Regions from separate parts of the Homo sapiens genome. Here region 1 is linked to region 2. A link is an interaction called in ENCODE POLR2A ChIA-PET data of the cell type or tissue named here. Cell type or tissue: GM12878. All regions are shown on one strand. Links, peaks and the distances in the headings refer to the core of each region. The heading gives the core; the rest is flanking DNA.

Region 1 (8,051 bases), core at 1,334-5,333, 330 kb after region 2:
TTTTTTTTTTTCCTTTTTGTAGGGATAAAGAGTGCTTTTTCTAAAGTATTTTGAGGAAGGATTCATGGAGACCTACATTATATCGTGCTGCATGTAGGTTCTGAGAACATGAAGACGACTGTGATAAACTCTGGTCTTATGGAACTTCCCATTCAGTGTGTCTTGAGTGGGTTATAGTTGTGCTGAGGAAGTAGTCCTCTTGACCCCTGGGAAGCCTGGAGGTATCTGGGTTGATAGGAGACCCTTAGCCAGTCCCTTTCTGGTGAGAGCAGACATACCTGTCTTACCTGTAGCTTCTTTTCTTTTTTTTTTTTCTTTTTTTTTTTTTTTTTAAGACAGGTCTTGCTCTATTGCTCAGGCTGTCTCCTACATTTAAACCATCCTCCTGCCTTGGCCTCCCAAGGTGCTGGGATGACAGGTGTGAGCCACTGCACCTGGCTATGTCTGTATTCTTGTGGGCTTTACATATACTATTTTCTCTGTGTGTCCTGATGAGAAGATTGAAAACCAGCTCTACTTACAGTATTGTAGAAGAGGATGGACGTATAAAACAAATGCATGCAATGAGATGTTTTTCTTATTGGTATAAGTAATGGTAATTATATGTGAAAGAGAAGGTGGTTTTGGGAGAGAGAAGAGGGCTTCAGGAAAAAGCTTCTTAGAAGAGAGTTGAACTTTGCAAAATGAATGGCCTTTATTATGTGGACATGGAGGGATGGGATACCAGATGTAAATAGATAATGTGTTACTCTTAGGCTCTGTAGGTGGTTTGGCGTGAAAGCGGGTCTTGTGAACAGTAAGGCTGGAGAGTAGGAAGGGGGCATATTTAAAGAAGTACCAGGAGTTTACCAAGTATTGATTCACATTAAAATGATTATTAAAGTGTGTGTTTAGCCTGAGGAAATGTAAGTCCAGAGGACAGTCATGAGGATATAAGAAACAATGGAGTTGGTAAAAATATGCTGGTAAATTGAATTACATTGATTTTTCAAAATTTGCTTGTATTTTTTTTAAGAAGAGAAAATGACAACAAAACAAGATGGATGGGGTACAAGGACAGTTCAGTGGGTTGTTAAAACTTGTTAAGGGCCTCCTTGTTTAAGAGCCAACTAAACAACCACTATTGGAAAATTTTGGATTGTATATACATGTTAAAAAATTAAGGATAAATACACACCCACACAGGGAGTGAATTTTCTTGCTTCCGTAGCAGCAGACATTTAAACGTTACCATTCAAACTCTGAGGGAAGGAAAATAGGAAAAACAAAATGAAAAAGAATGACAGAAAACACAGGTGGAAGAAATAAGCTCTTCTAGTTCATTAATCATAATAATCCAAATGGTTCAAACTTACTTTCATTGTATTAAAGGAACTATCAGAATGGATAAAAAACAAAATATTGCTCAATAAGAAACCTACCTAAAATGAAAGGGCAATCTCTTTAACAGTAACACGATAGTATTGTCACAACTAAGAAAATTAACAATAGATTTTTTTTGAGGTATTTCAAAAGCATTAATTTTATTTTGTTGTTGTTATTAGTCTTTCTCTATCTGTCATCTTGAAGATCCATTCAGAATTAGGAAAGGTTAGGTAGTATTAGCCCCATTTTCACAAAATGGAAAAGGAAGCTTAAAGTCAGCCCTGCAGCAGCTAGGGATGGGGTCCAAATTTCTAGACATGCAAACTCGTTATGACATCTACAGGGCAATGTGTTGCAGGTTTGATGGTTGAGACAAAATTACTCCTTTTCAAACAAGAGATTGGGGAATTTTTATTCCTGACTTTTCGGCTGCATATCTGTGTGTGTGTGACTTTGAGTCCTCACTAATTATTTTCACTTGGGTAGGCCGTTTAACTGGTTTCAGTTATGAAATGGAATAATAATTTCCCCATTAGATCAGATGAGATGACACATGTGAACGTCCTTTGTACTATAAATACATATCAACATCACCCTTACATGGTCATTGTTGGTAAGACTCCATGCCCTCTTAAGGAAAGGATGGAAAGCACATTAAGATACTGTGGACTGTAGGAGTTGTAACGGAGCTCACAAGTTACCTTTGACAAAGCGTAGTCATTTCAAAGTTTGAAAATGAGTATTTTAATGATCCATGAAGCAAAGTTTTAGATTACCCTTAAAATCTTTACTATGTTAAAAATGTACAGTTAATGAGTGGCTTTTTAATTTTTTTTTATTTTTTTTTATTTTTTGAGACAGAGCCTTGCTCTGTTGCCCAGGCTGGAGTGCAGTGGTGCAGTCTCGCCTCATTGAAACCTCTGCCCCCCGGGCTCAAGCTATCCTCCTGCCTGAGCCTCCCAAGTATCTGGGACTACAGGCACACACTACCATGCCCAGCTATTTTTTCTTTTTAATTAATTTTTTTTGTAGAGACAGGGTTTCACCATGTTGCCCAGGCTGGTCTCAAACTCAAGTGATGTAGCTGGCCTCCCAAAATGCTGCAATTACACGTGTGAACCACTGCACCTGGCCTGTAGTTAACTTCTGATGGCAGTAAACACTGCAATTCCCTATTAGTAACATTTTTTTTTAAAGGTATAAAATTATAGTGAGTAAATTGCCTTTATTTCTACAGTATTGGTCTACCTGGGTTTTTCAGGGATCCCTGAAAAGAGACTTTCAAAATTAGAGCCCATCTGGGCACAAGTAAAATAAGTCATAAAGTACTTAAGTTGTAGGGGTAAGGAGACAATAAAATACAAGGCTTTTGTTCTTTGGAATGGAAAATGCATTTATAATTTGAGATTCTGTAGATGAACATTTATTCTGCTTTGTATGTGATTATCTTAGTCCAAAAATCTAGCCGTTATAACTTTGAAGAAATTATTTCTGCTGTTTCTCTGGCATATTGTTTCACAATTTTTCTTTGCTGATGTTGCAAAGGTTCCCTGTTTGTTTAATTTGCTTAATGAAGAGACTCATATGCAGGATGGTTAAGGTGGTACCTTGGGGGTAGTAGCTGGGACTTTGAAGTTTGCGTTAGGAGGTATATCTTAATAGAGCAGGGGGATTCTCTTTTCCACAAAACGGGATATAATGTTTAGAAGGTTTCAGACTTAACGGCCTTGAAAGATGACGCTTTGTGGAGGGGAACGCTACACACTGGGGCCTGTGGGGAGGATGGCGGGAGGGAGAGCATCAGGAAGAAGAGCTGATGGATGCTGGGCTTAACCCGGGGAGATGGGTTGAGCTGTGCAGCAAACCACCATGATACGTTTACCTGTGTCACAAACCTGCACATCCTGCACATGTACCCTGTAACTTAAGGTTGAAGGGGGAAAAAAAAAAAAAAGAAACATGATGCTTTGGTTCTTTTAAGAACAGGTGAGGAATAGGAATCAAGTGGTTTCACTGTTTGTTGTTTGATGGACCTAGAGGTTTAAAGCTGATAATTTCTTCAGACTGATGTGCTCAGGGTTTTTATGTAAAGGTGGACAAAATTTGGAACAAATTTGAAACATCAAAGGCTCAAAAACTAGATACAACGGACCAAAAACAAAACCAAAAATATTGTGCTTTTGGTTCTGCTAGGCAAATTAGAATCTTTTCATTGTCTGGTGTTGCATTTTTTTTTTTTTAAAGACAGTTCACTTTTTTAAAGTTTACTGGTTAGTTTCATTTGTTTTTATTGCATTTTTTTTTTCAATTTGAGGAGGCTTATATCTCCTCCACGGGGGACCCTGCTGAACAAGGACCTGCCATTGTCATGTGACTGGTTAAAGCAGAGGCCTTCACTTAACTTGGCAAATGAAAAACTAAAAGGAAGCAACTTTTACTTCTGGTTGTTTTCTCACTATACACATCAAGCCTTAGCCAGATAAAAATGCTTGGATATTTGTATCATTGTCTTAGTTGGAGACATTATGTTGCCCTTTTTAACTAAAAAGATACAAGTGAAATCTGTCACCTTTTTTTGTTCTCTGTTTAGTTTCTTTCTTTATTGAGTTTTTCCAGCTTTACTGAGGTATAATTGACACATGGTATGTATTTAAGGTGGTATTTTCGTTCTTTAAAGACTGCACAGTTGCCTTTGCTCAGGTTACTCCTCCTGCCAAGTGTTCGCAATTCCGCTCTTTCAGGTTTTTACTTCCTTGTGTCCTTAAAGCTTCTCTTCTGTTACACATTTTCATCCCAGATGTTAGTTGCTTTAATAGTCTACTTTCTTTCCTTTTCATCTCTGAAACTGGGTTGTAGTTATTATACCATTTCAGTGCTAATAGCCTACCGTGATGTTCTTGCCATTTTATGTTAATGATGACTTAGGTCATCTTCCCTGACTTGTAAAGTTGAATGTGACATCTGTAATTTTAGCTTTCCCAAGGAACTTATATAGGAGTCTGACATTTATTGAGTGGCTACTTGGTGATGCTATTGCTAGGCATTTCACAGATTCAGATCTCACAATGATAAAAAATAAAGGTGTAGGAAAGTTTGAGTTTAGATAAATGTATAGATGATAAATCTAGAACAGACTGTTAAAGAGAGTTAGGATATTTGGGTACATTTTTGGTTGACATCCAAGTTAACAAGGCCCTCTGCAAATGTTACTGGATATTGATAGAGAAGGCTGGATTGAATAGGTGTGGCCTAGTTGAGAAATGAAATTTAATGATAGAACACTTGTAAAACACCAGAATTATATGCCTGATGCAAATGGAATGGTGTTTGAAAAATCTTATTTTCTTCCTGACATTTTTAGGAACAGCCTGTGTTTAATATGGACTTTGAAATATAATGTCATGGTAACTTTTAGAAATGGGGTGGTAGATACGCCCTTGTAATTTAGTAATTGATACATTGTTTTTTGAACTACCAGAGTGAGGATTTTAAAAGAATTAAATTATTCAGGTTTAACTGTATATACTCTTAAAGAAAAATGTGATATCTGATTACCTTAGAAATGGTAGTTTCTTTTAATTTTGCAATTTTAGAAGTTTAAGAAAAACCAAACCACTTACTATTTTTAAAACTGCAAAATTGTGTGAGTTTAAAAAATTCATTTCTTACAAGGAAGAGGGGCCGCCCTTTCCCAAGAAGTAATTGCTAGAAAGAGTTGGGATATGTGTGTGTTTATTGCCAGACATTACCTGTGCATATACAAACATGAGGTATTGTGTGTGTGTCACCCCCACTCCCCCCAAAATTTAAAACTGCAGGTTTATTTGCTTTTTCACCTAACAGTGTATATTTTTGGTTGTCATCATGTTTCATTCCATGTCAAAACTCTTGTGTGCATTTTAATTTCCCATGATCTTCAATGTCTATCATATTGAAAGGTTTGGTTATATAATACTGTTTGCACATTTTCATTTTATTAAACAATAATTTTATTAGTTTCCTAGGGCTGCCATAACAAAGTGCCAGAAACTGTGTGTGGATTATAATACTGTATTGTTACTGTACCTTTTCTACGTTTAGATGTGTTTAGAGACATGAATACTTACCATTGTGTTACAGTTACCTACAGGATCCAGTACAGTCATATGCTGTACAGGTTTGTGGCCTAGGAGCAAGAGGCTAGACCACATAGCCTAAGTGTGTAGTGGGCTGTACCATCTAGGTTTGCGTGAGTACACTCTATGACATACGCACCATGATGAAATTGCTTAACAGTCAATTTCTCAGAATGTATCCCTGTCATTAAGTGGTGCATGCCTGTAACAGAAATTTATCGTCCTAACAATTCTGTAGGCTAGAAGTCCAGAATCAGGATGTCGACAGGGTTGGTTCCCTCTGAGGGCTATGAGGAGACTCTCTTCCATTTTCTACCCTAGCTACTGGTGGTTTTCTGGCAGTGGATGCATCATTCCAATCTTTTCACATGGCATTCTCCCTGTGTCTCTGTCTCCATTTTGTCTTCCTTCTATGCCTGTGTCCGAATTTTCCCTTTCTACACAGACACCAGTCACACTGGATTAGGGTCCACCCTAATGACTTCATTGTAACTTGATTACTTCTGTAAAGACCCTATTTCAAAATAAGGTCATATTCTGAGATATTGGGGCTTAAGACTTAAACGTACCTTTATTAGGGAACACAGTTCACCCAGTAAAACTAATGGCGCAATCAGGTCCATTGCAATTAATGTCAAGGAATATTCATTAAGTTGGGTTATGTGCTAGACCCTAGAGATTCAAAGCTGTTTAAGTTCCAAAGGGCTTGCAGTCTAGTTGGGGAGACCAGCTTTGTGTATAATAATGTAAACTGATACAAACTTGATAAGCTGTATTTTGATGTGTACAGGGAAGACAGACTGGTATTTGGAGTGAGGCCTGCATCAGTTGGAGAAGGAAGGCTTTTGGGAGTGGTGGGGAGGGAAGCTTGGTGGAATTTGAAAGGTAACTTGGAGAAAAATGAAGAGGACAAAGGTCCTGGCGAGGAAGTGAGAAGTGAATTAAAATAACAAGAGAGAAATAAGGTTAAGTGATTAAAATTACTTACATGATTTAATGTTTCAGTAATTTTGTCCTCAAACTTGTTAAATTGATTGGGTTCATATTGGTTTAGGGAAAAATCTTCTATAAACTTATATTTTTTTTAAAAAAAGGCATGTATATGTTGTTAAAAATCACATTTGTAGCTTACAGAACTCATTTTTGCTAAAAATGAGCTAATGAAAAGTACTTCTGATACAGCGGGTAAAGGAAAGTGGGAGAGATCATACCTAGAACATCCACTTTTTCCCAAAGTAATGACGGGGAATTATGTACACCTCTATATAATGACGGGATTATATACACCTCTTTGTGATCTTAGGTCCATTTCAACTACAGCATTCTGTTTTTTAGCTTAATGTATGTAAAACTTATCAAGCAAAAAGGGATCAGAAGTGGTTTTCTAGAAAATTTATTGAAAATAAAAAACCAACAAAACATGATTACCACATTAGTGAAAATAACTATTACGCAGAATATATTTTTGTAACATACCTGCTGTGAAGAAACTTCACCAATGTCAGTATTTACATTTCAGATTACTTTGTTATTATTAGTTCATTTTTTCCAAACAAAAACTGTGAAATCTATGAGATGGACCCATAGAGAGGAGTAGTCTGTTTTACAGGTAAGGAAATTAACAAATAGATTATTTCAGACTCCAGTGATTTGATTTTAGGATTCTGCCTGAGACCTCTCCGTATTTAGTCTAGTGCTTTTGCCGCCGGATCATGCTGTTACTAATGTAGGTGTAGATGCTTCTTCCCCCTAAAGACAACCATAAAATCATTTTTTCTCTCTCTCTCTTTTGTTTTTTTGAGACGGAATCTTGCTCTGTCGCCCAGGCTGGAGTGCAGTGGTGTGATTTCGGCTCACTGCAACCTCCACCTCCCAGGTTCAAGCAATTCTTCCTGCCTTAGCCTCCTGAGTACCTGGGATTACAGGTGCCTGCCACCATGCCCAGCTAATTTTTGTATTTTGTTTAGTAGAGATGGGGTTTCACCATGTTGGCCAGGCTGGTCTCAAACTTCTGACCTCAGGTGATCCGCCTGTCTTGGCTTCCCAAAGTGCTGGGATTACAGGCGTGAGCCACTGCCCCCCCAGCCTCTTTCTTTCTTAATACTCATAAATATCCAATCATTGTTGAAATTACCTGATTGTCTCAAATGATTATAGTTGGATCCATAATGATCATCGTTGCGTTTCGTCACTATATCTCTTAAATGTGGATCCCTGTTTCTTTTTTATTATAGTTTATCTTTTGAGGAAATCAGATTGTCACATAGCTTTTTTCATTTTCTGTACTTTGCTGATTGCATCCCCTTTGTGATGTTTAACATGTTCTTCCATCCTTTGTGTTTTCTGTAATCTGGTAGATTAAGAGGCCTGAACCAGATTCCTTGATTTTTTTTTTTTTTTTCCTTGCAGGAGTTGAGGTACAAGTGGTGGTGGAAAAACTTAGGTGATGTGTACTTCTGGTTTGCAGTGGAATGTCGTGTCTCTTTATAATGATGAGGCTGGCATTGTCAGAATGACTCTTCTGTTACGGAGCTGCTGGCAGCTTTTTACCTCATGGTTTTTAGCAACTGT
Region 2 (8,051 bases), core at 1,915-5,914:
CAAATGACAAATGTTCACTCCAGCATACATGCAGCTCCATACCAACACAGTCCGGATCAGCAGCATTCTCAACTTTGTCACACTGTTTTCTAGGCTGCTTTATGAATGAAACTGGTTCCCTCCCTCCAATGGAGCTGTGCTCCAGGAGAGGCCATTCACATAGATAACAATGTGTCTGTCCTTTTTTTTCTAAAGAGAAAAATAAAAATATTTTTTTAAAAAACCCAGCAATATGAATGCTGCCCCTATAGTAGTGTACTGTGGCAGCCCTGTGGCCAGTTTTGCCTGCTTCTGGATCTGGAGCCCAGGAGGCTTGTGGTTTTATGTAATAATGCCTTCACGTTTCTATCCTGACTGTGGTTCCCAGATATGTTTATCTTGTTTTTGAGATAGTTATGTCTTTCACATGTTGCTAAAGATGTTTTGTCTATCATTGTTATGTATTTAGAGCACAAAAGGAAGTGGGGGATGATTTCCATGTGAACCAATTTTTCTACCATAACCGAAACCATATATAGCAAAGTTGTTTAACTTTGCTATATATGACGTTATTTAAATTCATCATCTGTTCAGCTTTTATATAAAAGTAATTTTTTTAAATTAACATAGATTTTTCTCATGGAACATAAGATTACATAAACATAGTGCCAATAAAATAAAAGAGAATAGAAAGCCCAAAGACAGATGTATACAATAATTTAGTAGATAATAACAAACACAATTCCATTTATTGAACATGCAGGTGTTGGGAGACAATTCTCCATGGGTCTTTCACTTTTCTGCAAGTCTTGTGGGGGACTAACTCTCCTTTGTTTTAGATTATCTTTTTATGGCTGTTCATTTAGCAAACAGCCTTGGAAAATAGAGGTGCTCCCACAGAGCAAAGGGCAGGCATGCTTACTGAACGCTTTAGAAGATTTGGATAAGCTAAACTCAGAGTTCCTCTCCTATAATGCAACCCACTTCATGTTTAGGTAATTATCTGGGCTCATCCTTTCACCACCATGGGACTTCAGTCAAGGAGAACTGATGCACATATGGTGATGCTCTTGCTGCCTGCTGTGCATTAGATAATAATAAAGTCCTTTGTTTCTGATCCAGGAGTCTTGGGTCTTCTGCCAGCATCTGTGAAACTGGCAGGCTAACTTGTCAGCTGGCAAGTAGGGTAAAATCTCAGGCTCTTCACAGTTATTAAACAGGATACTTGTTAGGAATTTTGCATTTATTATATTATTTAATTATTATAACTCTACAAAGTAGGTGTTATTATCTCCATTTTACAGATGATAAAAGCAATGTTTAAAGAGATTAAGTAACGTGTCCAAGGTCAAGCAAGAATTCATCTCTGGGCCAGGATTCGAGTTCAGGACTGTATCGGTGTTGTACAAATTATTACTTATTTGGGGAAATAAAGTTAAATTCCCATTTCATCATATAGGTTAAAATTTCACATGGAATATAGAGTAAAATATAAACAAACAAAAACCAGTAAATATGCATATCTGATTTTTAGATGCATAAGAACTTATCTAAGCACAAATAAATTTTAAGACCAAATTGAATCATTCTGAATATGTCAAAGGGCACTACTGAAAGGCAAATGAAAAACTGGGAAAATATTTGAAGGAAATAGGATAAGGAATTAATGTCTTTAATATGTGAAAAGTTTACGAAAATCCACAAGAAAAATATTAAGTCTCTTAGAAAAATGAGTAAAAGACTTACAAAGCAACTTACACAAGTTATATAAATAGCAAAAATAAAAACAATCTCCCCCAATTCCATATATGTTCTACAGTTTCAAATAAATGGAATTATAATTGACAAAAATAAGTATATAGAAAAAATGTTAGACTTCAACATTAATGAAGTGCTACCCCTAAATACTCTTAATTTTAACAAATTGGCTAATTTTTGTTTTGTTTTGTTTTGTTAGCCGTGTTAGCCAGGATGGTCTCCATTTCCTGACCTCATGATCTGCCCGACTCGTCCTCCCAAAGTGCTGGGATTACAGGCATGAGCCACCGCACCCGGCCGCTAATTTTTTAAAATTAAAATATGCAGTATTGCTGCAGTTACAATGAAATGGTTATTGTGCACTATTGATGAAAGTGTACATTATACAACTGTTCTAGAGCAGGGATCCCTGTACCAGTCCGTGACCTGTTAGGAACTGGCCCACACAGCCAGAGGCAGGCTGCGGGCCAGCAAGCATTACAGCCTGAGCTCTGCCTCCTATCAGATCATTGGCAGCATTAGAGTCTCATAGGAGCACAAACTTTACTGTGAACTGCACACTCCTTGTAAGAATCTAATGAATCCCATGTGGTGTTTAACTTTCTGTTCCTGGCTTATTTCTCTTAACAGAATGTCCTCTAGTTCCATTCATGTTGCCACAAATGACAGGATTTCATGCTTTTTATGGCTGAATAATATTCCATGGAGTAAATATACCAGATTTTCTTTATCCAGTCATCAAAAATATGGAACACTTCACAAACTTGCATGTTATCCTTGTTCAGGGGCCGTGCTCTGTGTCATTCCAATTTTAGTGTATGTGCTGCTAAAGTGGGAAATGAAACATTTTAAAAATCCTGTTTCAATTCTAAAAGACATATCTGAAAATGTATTTTTCATCAGTGTCAAGAATTAAACAATATAAATAACTCCCTCGATTTAAAAAAGGGTGATTCACATACTTCTAATTCCTCTCTGCCTCCCCTGCTGGGTATTTCCAGCTCTGCTGAAATCGTCCAGATGTTTAGATTGATGTTATTATTTTTTTTACATGATGCCTCTTCTACTTTAAGAAAGCTTTAAAGGCCGGGTACAGTGGCTCACGCCTGTAATTTCATCACTTTGGGAGACCAAGGCAGGTGGATCACTTGAGGTCAGGAGTTCAAGACCAGCCTGGGCAACATGGTGAAACCCCGTCTCTACTGAAAACACAAAAAAATTAGCTGGGCTTGGTGGCGCATGCCTGTGACCCCAGCTACTCTGGAGGCTGAGGCAGGAGAATCGCTTGAACCTGAGAGGCAGAGGTTGCAGTGAGCTGAGATTGCACCACCGCACTCCAGCCTGAGCGACAGAGTGAGACTCCGTCTCCAGAAAAAAAAAAAAAAAAAAAAAAGCTTTAAAATGTACTAAACAGCCGTGTTACCAACAATTACTTAAACTTTACAGGTCTTATTGTTTATTACTGTTTTTTGTCTTCATCTTTTCTGAATTATTTATTTTGATGCTTTCCTTTTTTTTTTTTTTTTTTTTGATCCAGAGTCTACCACTGTTGCCTGGGCTGGAGTGCAGTGATGCAATCTCGGCTCAGACAGCAACCTCTGCCTCCCGGGTTCAAGTAATTCTCCTGCCTCAGCCCCCCAAGTATCTGGGATTACAGGCTCACGCCACCCGGCCCAGCTAATTTTTTTGTATTTTTAGTAGAGATGGGGCTTCACTATGTTGGCCAGCCTGGTCTCAAACTCCTGACCTCGTGATCTGTCCACCTCAGCCTCCCAAAGTGCTGGGATTACAGATGTGAGCCATTGCGCCTGCCCTATTTTGGTGTTTTGAAATTTTTTTTTCTTTTTTTTTTTTTTTTGAGACGGAGTCTCACTCTGTCGCCCAGGTTGGAGTGCAGTGGCGTGATCTCAGCTCACTGCAAGCTCTGCCTCCTGGGTTCATGCCATTCTCCTGCCTCAGCCTCCCAAGTAGCTGGGACCACAGGTGCCCGCTACCACGCTCGGCTAATTTTTTTGTATTTTTAGTAAAGACGAGGTTTCACCTTGTTAGCCAGGGTAGTCTCAATCTCCTGACCTCGTGATCCGCCCGCCTGGGCCTCCCAAAGTGCTGGGATTACAGGCGTGAGCCACCGCGCCCGGCCTTGAGGTTTCTTACTGTTGTTTTGTTTTTAGCAGAGGAGGTATATAGGATACTGACTGCCTTCCTTTACCCTGACACAGGATAGATAAGTTGAGTGGGTATGGAATGCTACTAACAATCTTTTCCAAGAGGAAACCCTAGGAATGTGGTTTCACAATCTTCTAGCATTTGGTTTGTAAGTTAAAAGTTTGATTCTCTTTTCTATGACGGTATTTTTTTTTCCTGTCATGAAGCTTATAAATTTTTCCCTTTAACCATAGGCTTGAGAAATTTCATCAGACTATGTTTAGGTAGTTTTTCTTTTTTTCTGTCTCTCTTTTCTTTCTTTTTCTTTTTCTTTTTTTTTGAAACAGAGTCTTACCTCTTGTGCACTATTGACGAAAGCATACATTATACATTCACCCAGGCTGGAGTGCAGTGGCACTATCACAGCTCACTGCGGGCTTATCCTGGGCTCAAGCGATCCTCCCACCTCAGCTTCCTGAGTAGCTGAGATTACAGGTGTGTGCCACCACATCCGGCTATTTTTTTTTTTAATAGAAATGAAGCCTTGCTGTGTTGCCCAGACTGGAGGTAGTTTTCTGAGAATTCCTACTTGGCATTCAACGGCCTCTTTTTCTCCACTCAGGAAACAATTTATTACATATTCTCAGTGATTTTTTTCCTTCTATTCTCTCATCATGAAATTCCTATTATACAAGTGATGGTGACACTGCATTTATATTTCACCATCTCTCATGACTTCCATCACCTTTTCCTCTAATTCACTAATTCAGTTTTCAGCTGAATTACTATAAGTCAGAGTATATATAAAGGCGTTTTGTTGTTGCTGCTGTTGTTTTTGAGAGTGGAGTCCATTCATATTAGTCTTTGCCACCTTTCTTAAATTCCTGTATAATATTCATACAATAGAATGCACAAATTTTAAGTGCACAGTCAGTTGTAATGAATGCATACATATAACCCGTATAGCCATTCAGTCAAGATGTAAAACACTTCCATGACCCCAGAAAGTTTTTTCATCTCCTTCTGGTCAATTCATGACCCCTCCCCAGAAATCACGAACGATTTCTAATATCATCAATTAATTTCGCTTGTGTTCGAGTTTTATATGAAAGAAACCATATAGCATGCACTTTCTGCAACTGGCTTCCTTAGCTCAACATAATGCTTTTGAGGTTTATCCATGCCGTAGAGTGTATCAGTAATTTTTTCCCTTTTTATTCCTCAGTAGTATTTCATTGTATGGGTATATCATCTTTTGTTTCCATTGGAATTTTTAATTTCTAAAATACGCTTCTTTCTTATCTAATTGCTCTTTTCCAAGTCTGCTCTTGCTTTATTGAAGGAATATCTGCTTGGATATATACATATCCAAAAACTATACACACACACACACACACACACACACACACACACACACAGAGAGAGTCTCCCTCTATTGCCCAGGCTGGAGTGCAGTGGCACAATCTCTGCTCACTGCAACCTCCACCTCCCAGGTTCAAGTGATCCTCCTGCCTCAGCCTCCCAAGTAGCTGGGACTACAGGTGTGCACCACCATGACTGGCTAATTTTTGTATTTTCAGTAGAGACTGTGTTTCTCCATGTTGGCCAGGCCGGTCTCGAACCCCCGGCCTCAAGTGATCTGCCTGCCTCAGCCTCCCAAAGTGCTGAGATTACCGGCCTGAGCCACTGCGCCAGGCCATGCCTGGATATTTCTAAGAATACTACTTATAATTGTCTTATTTCTTGTTTCCTGAAATAACTCTATAATATGTAGGGATAGGTATTTATATTGATTGCTTGAAATACTTTCTTTCCTTCGAGGTGCTGATTCTCCACAAATATCCAGTGATTCTGTGTTGTTATTGTCTGCTTCCATGTATCACATGCCATGGTATACAAGCATCAGCAGTTCCCTCAGCAATTGCATCTGATTCCAGATGGACACACTCTCCTCAATAACCAGCATCATGTGTGGCTGCAGATGGCAGACAGCAGTTTTTGCCCTGCTGTGTTTATTATTATTATTATTTTTTTTTTTTGACAAAGTCTCGCTTTGTCGCCCAGGCTGGAGTGCAGTGGTGCGATCTCGGCTCACTGCAAGCTCCACCTCCCATGTTCAGGCCATTCTCCTGCCTCAGCCTCCGGAGTAGCTGGGACTACAGGCACCCGCCACCACACCCGGCTAATTTTTGTATTTTTAGTAGAGACGGGGCTTCACCGGGTTAGCCAGGCGGTCTCGATCTCCTGACCTCGTGTTCTGCCCACCTCGGCCTCCCAAAGTGCTGGGATTACAGGCCTGAGCCACCACGCCTGGCTGCTGTGTTTATTCTTAATATCCTTGGAAATTTCCTCTTTTTAAGCCTGAAACCCCTCTACCCATTATCAAAGTAATAATTTCTCCTCTATTTTGAAGAAAAGATGAAGCTAACAAATAGCAATTAACAAATATATTCTACCAAGGTATATGCGTGCCTTTTTCCAACAGAAAGATTTTGCGTGTGATGATTGCAAAACTCTTGTTCAAATATGTTGCTGGGCGGCTGCATGATGTTACTATGGATGAACAGAAACAGATCAGTCCATTTAACCTGCCCCAATTCATCACAGGAGTTACGGCTTGACCTTCCACTGCCAATCATTTACACCCCAGGTTATAAATGAGGTAAGGAAAACACCTGGTCCACTTTGAGGTTGTCATTTGGTTGCAGGCAAGACCCCTTGGTCCACCTCCAAAAGGTGGGCAACTGAGATCTGCTGCTGAAGGCAGCTCTCCTTCAGGCAGAACGCTGAGCCAGTGGAGGTCATGGCAGGTTGTCCTTGAAAATGGTTTTGGACTGAAAATCAAGGGCAGTAAGGACAAAACCATAAGGAGCCTTGACTGGTCTCTGTTCATAGAGTCCTAAAATTTTCACCTCCCAGCTCACTGGGAAAGAAGAAAAGGCCCAGCCAGGAAAAGGAATTCCCCTGATTTTGGCAAGTGAAACAGCATGGCAGTGGGTCCAGGCACCTGCTGGAGGGTTGGGGCACTGTGGGGCCCCTGTGAGGGAAGCCCAGGAGACAGCTCGCAGTCAAGAATTTCCAACCAAAGTGCTCACTCTGCACCTGCTGAAGTTCAGACAACGGGAAGGGGGCTGCATCACCTTGTCCCCGCATCGCTGGAAGGAGTTCTGAGGAGGTGGAGCATCTGGGTTTCCAAGCTGAGCTTCGTCCTCATGAGTAGACTGAGTCCCCGGTCCTGCGTTTGGGTGCCTGGCTTGGAGAGGGGTCCCGGAAGCGCACTGACACGTTTGCCCTTCAAACCATCCCCGCACCCTCACAACACCCCATGAGCAGCCCACACTTGGGCTAAGCTGGGAAATGCATCCAATGAGGTCTCAGAGGAGCCCTCCTCTTCTTTTCCTGTGTGAAAAAGGAGAAACAGTAGTGTTGCTTGATGTGCTGTATTAGTCCGTTTTCACACTGCTATAAAGAACTTCCCTGAGACTGGGCAATTTATAAAGGAAAGAGGTTTAATTGACTCACAGTTCTGCAAGCTGGCAAGGCCTTGGGAAACTTATAATCATGGCGGAAGGGGAAGCAAGCACACTCTTCACAAGGCAGCAGAAGAAAGAAGAGAAAGTGAAAGGGGAAGAACCCCTTATAAAACCATCAGACCTGTGAGAACTCACTATCTGGAGCACAGCATGGGGAAACCGCCCTATGATCTAATCACCTCCCTACCTCCACACATGGGGATTACAGGTCCCTCCCTCTACACGTCCGGATTACAATTCTAGATGAGATTTGGGCGGGGACACAGAGCCAAACCGTATCATGTGCCCAGCAATCCAGTTCCATTTGCTTGGAGCTTCCACCTATCTCATATTCTTTGGTGAGATAATGCATGCATGTAAAGGCATTGAGCAAGGCTGGGTGCACAGTAAACCCACATAGCCATTATTATTACATCAGAACGTCTCCATGTTTCTTCTCTATCAATGGTATGTTTTCCCACTATCTCTCTCTGCCAGAGATTTCCCCCATTGTTTACTTTTTTGTTGTTGTCATATATTTCAGTAAGATACCAGGAGGGAGTGGAAATAAACACATGACAATTTGACATCTTTAAGCCAAAAGTCAGCATTATTTATTATTATGACTTTTAAAACATAGTAACAACTTGAAGTCCA

The links. ChIA-PET counts read pairs that join two places held together with the same protein. Peaks named below come from ENCODE experiments on the same cell type or tissue, not always from the same donor. Only the 100,000 strongest peaks of a DNase experiment are listed, where the experiment ranks them.
Region 1: POLR2A ChIA-PET joins it to region 2 with 6 read pairs; 2 of 35 experiments call an interaction of 5 or more read pairs at or near these places.

The regions. Positions count from the first base shown.
Region 1 is chr13:27,156,050-27,164,100 of GRCh38, reverse strand. The region is part of intron 1 of USP12 (ubiquitin specific peptidase 12); the gene reads left to right. USP12-AS1 (USP12 antisense RNA 1) reads right to left here. Exons shown (of 3, transcript NR_046547.1): 2 at 1,178-1,241. Among named protein-coding and RNA genes, the nearest start is that of USP12, 12 kb to the left of the region's middle. In GM12878, for the core only: no CTCF peak of the experiment used is centred there; no DNase peak of the experiment used is centred there; H3K4me3 peaks cover 1,178 bases; H3K27ac peaks cover 1,821 bases.
Region 2 is chr13:27,482,659-27,490,709 of GRCh38, reverse strand. It overlaps the pseudogene RNU6-63P. Among named protein-coding and RNA genes, the nearest start is that of MTIF3, 36 kb to the right of the region's middle. RefSeq lists an enhancer at 7,419-7,618. In GM12878, for the core only: no CTCF peak of the experiment used is centred there; no DNase peak of the experiment used is centred there.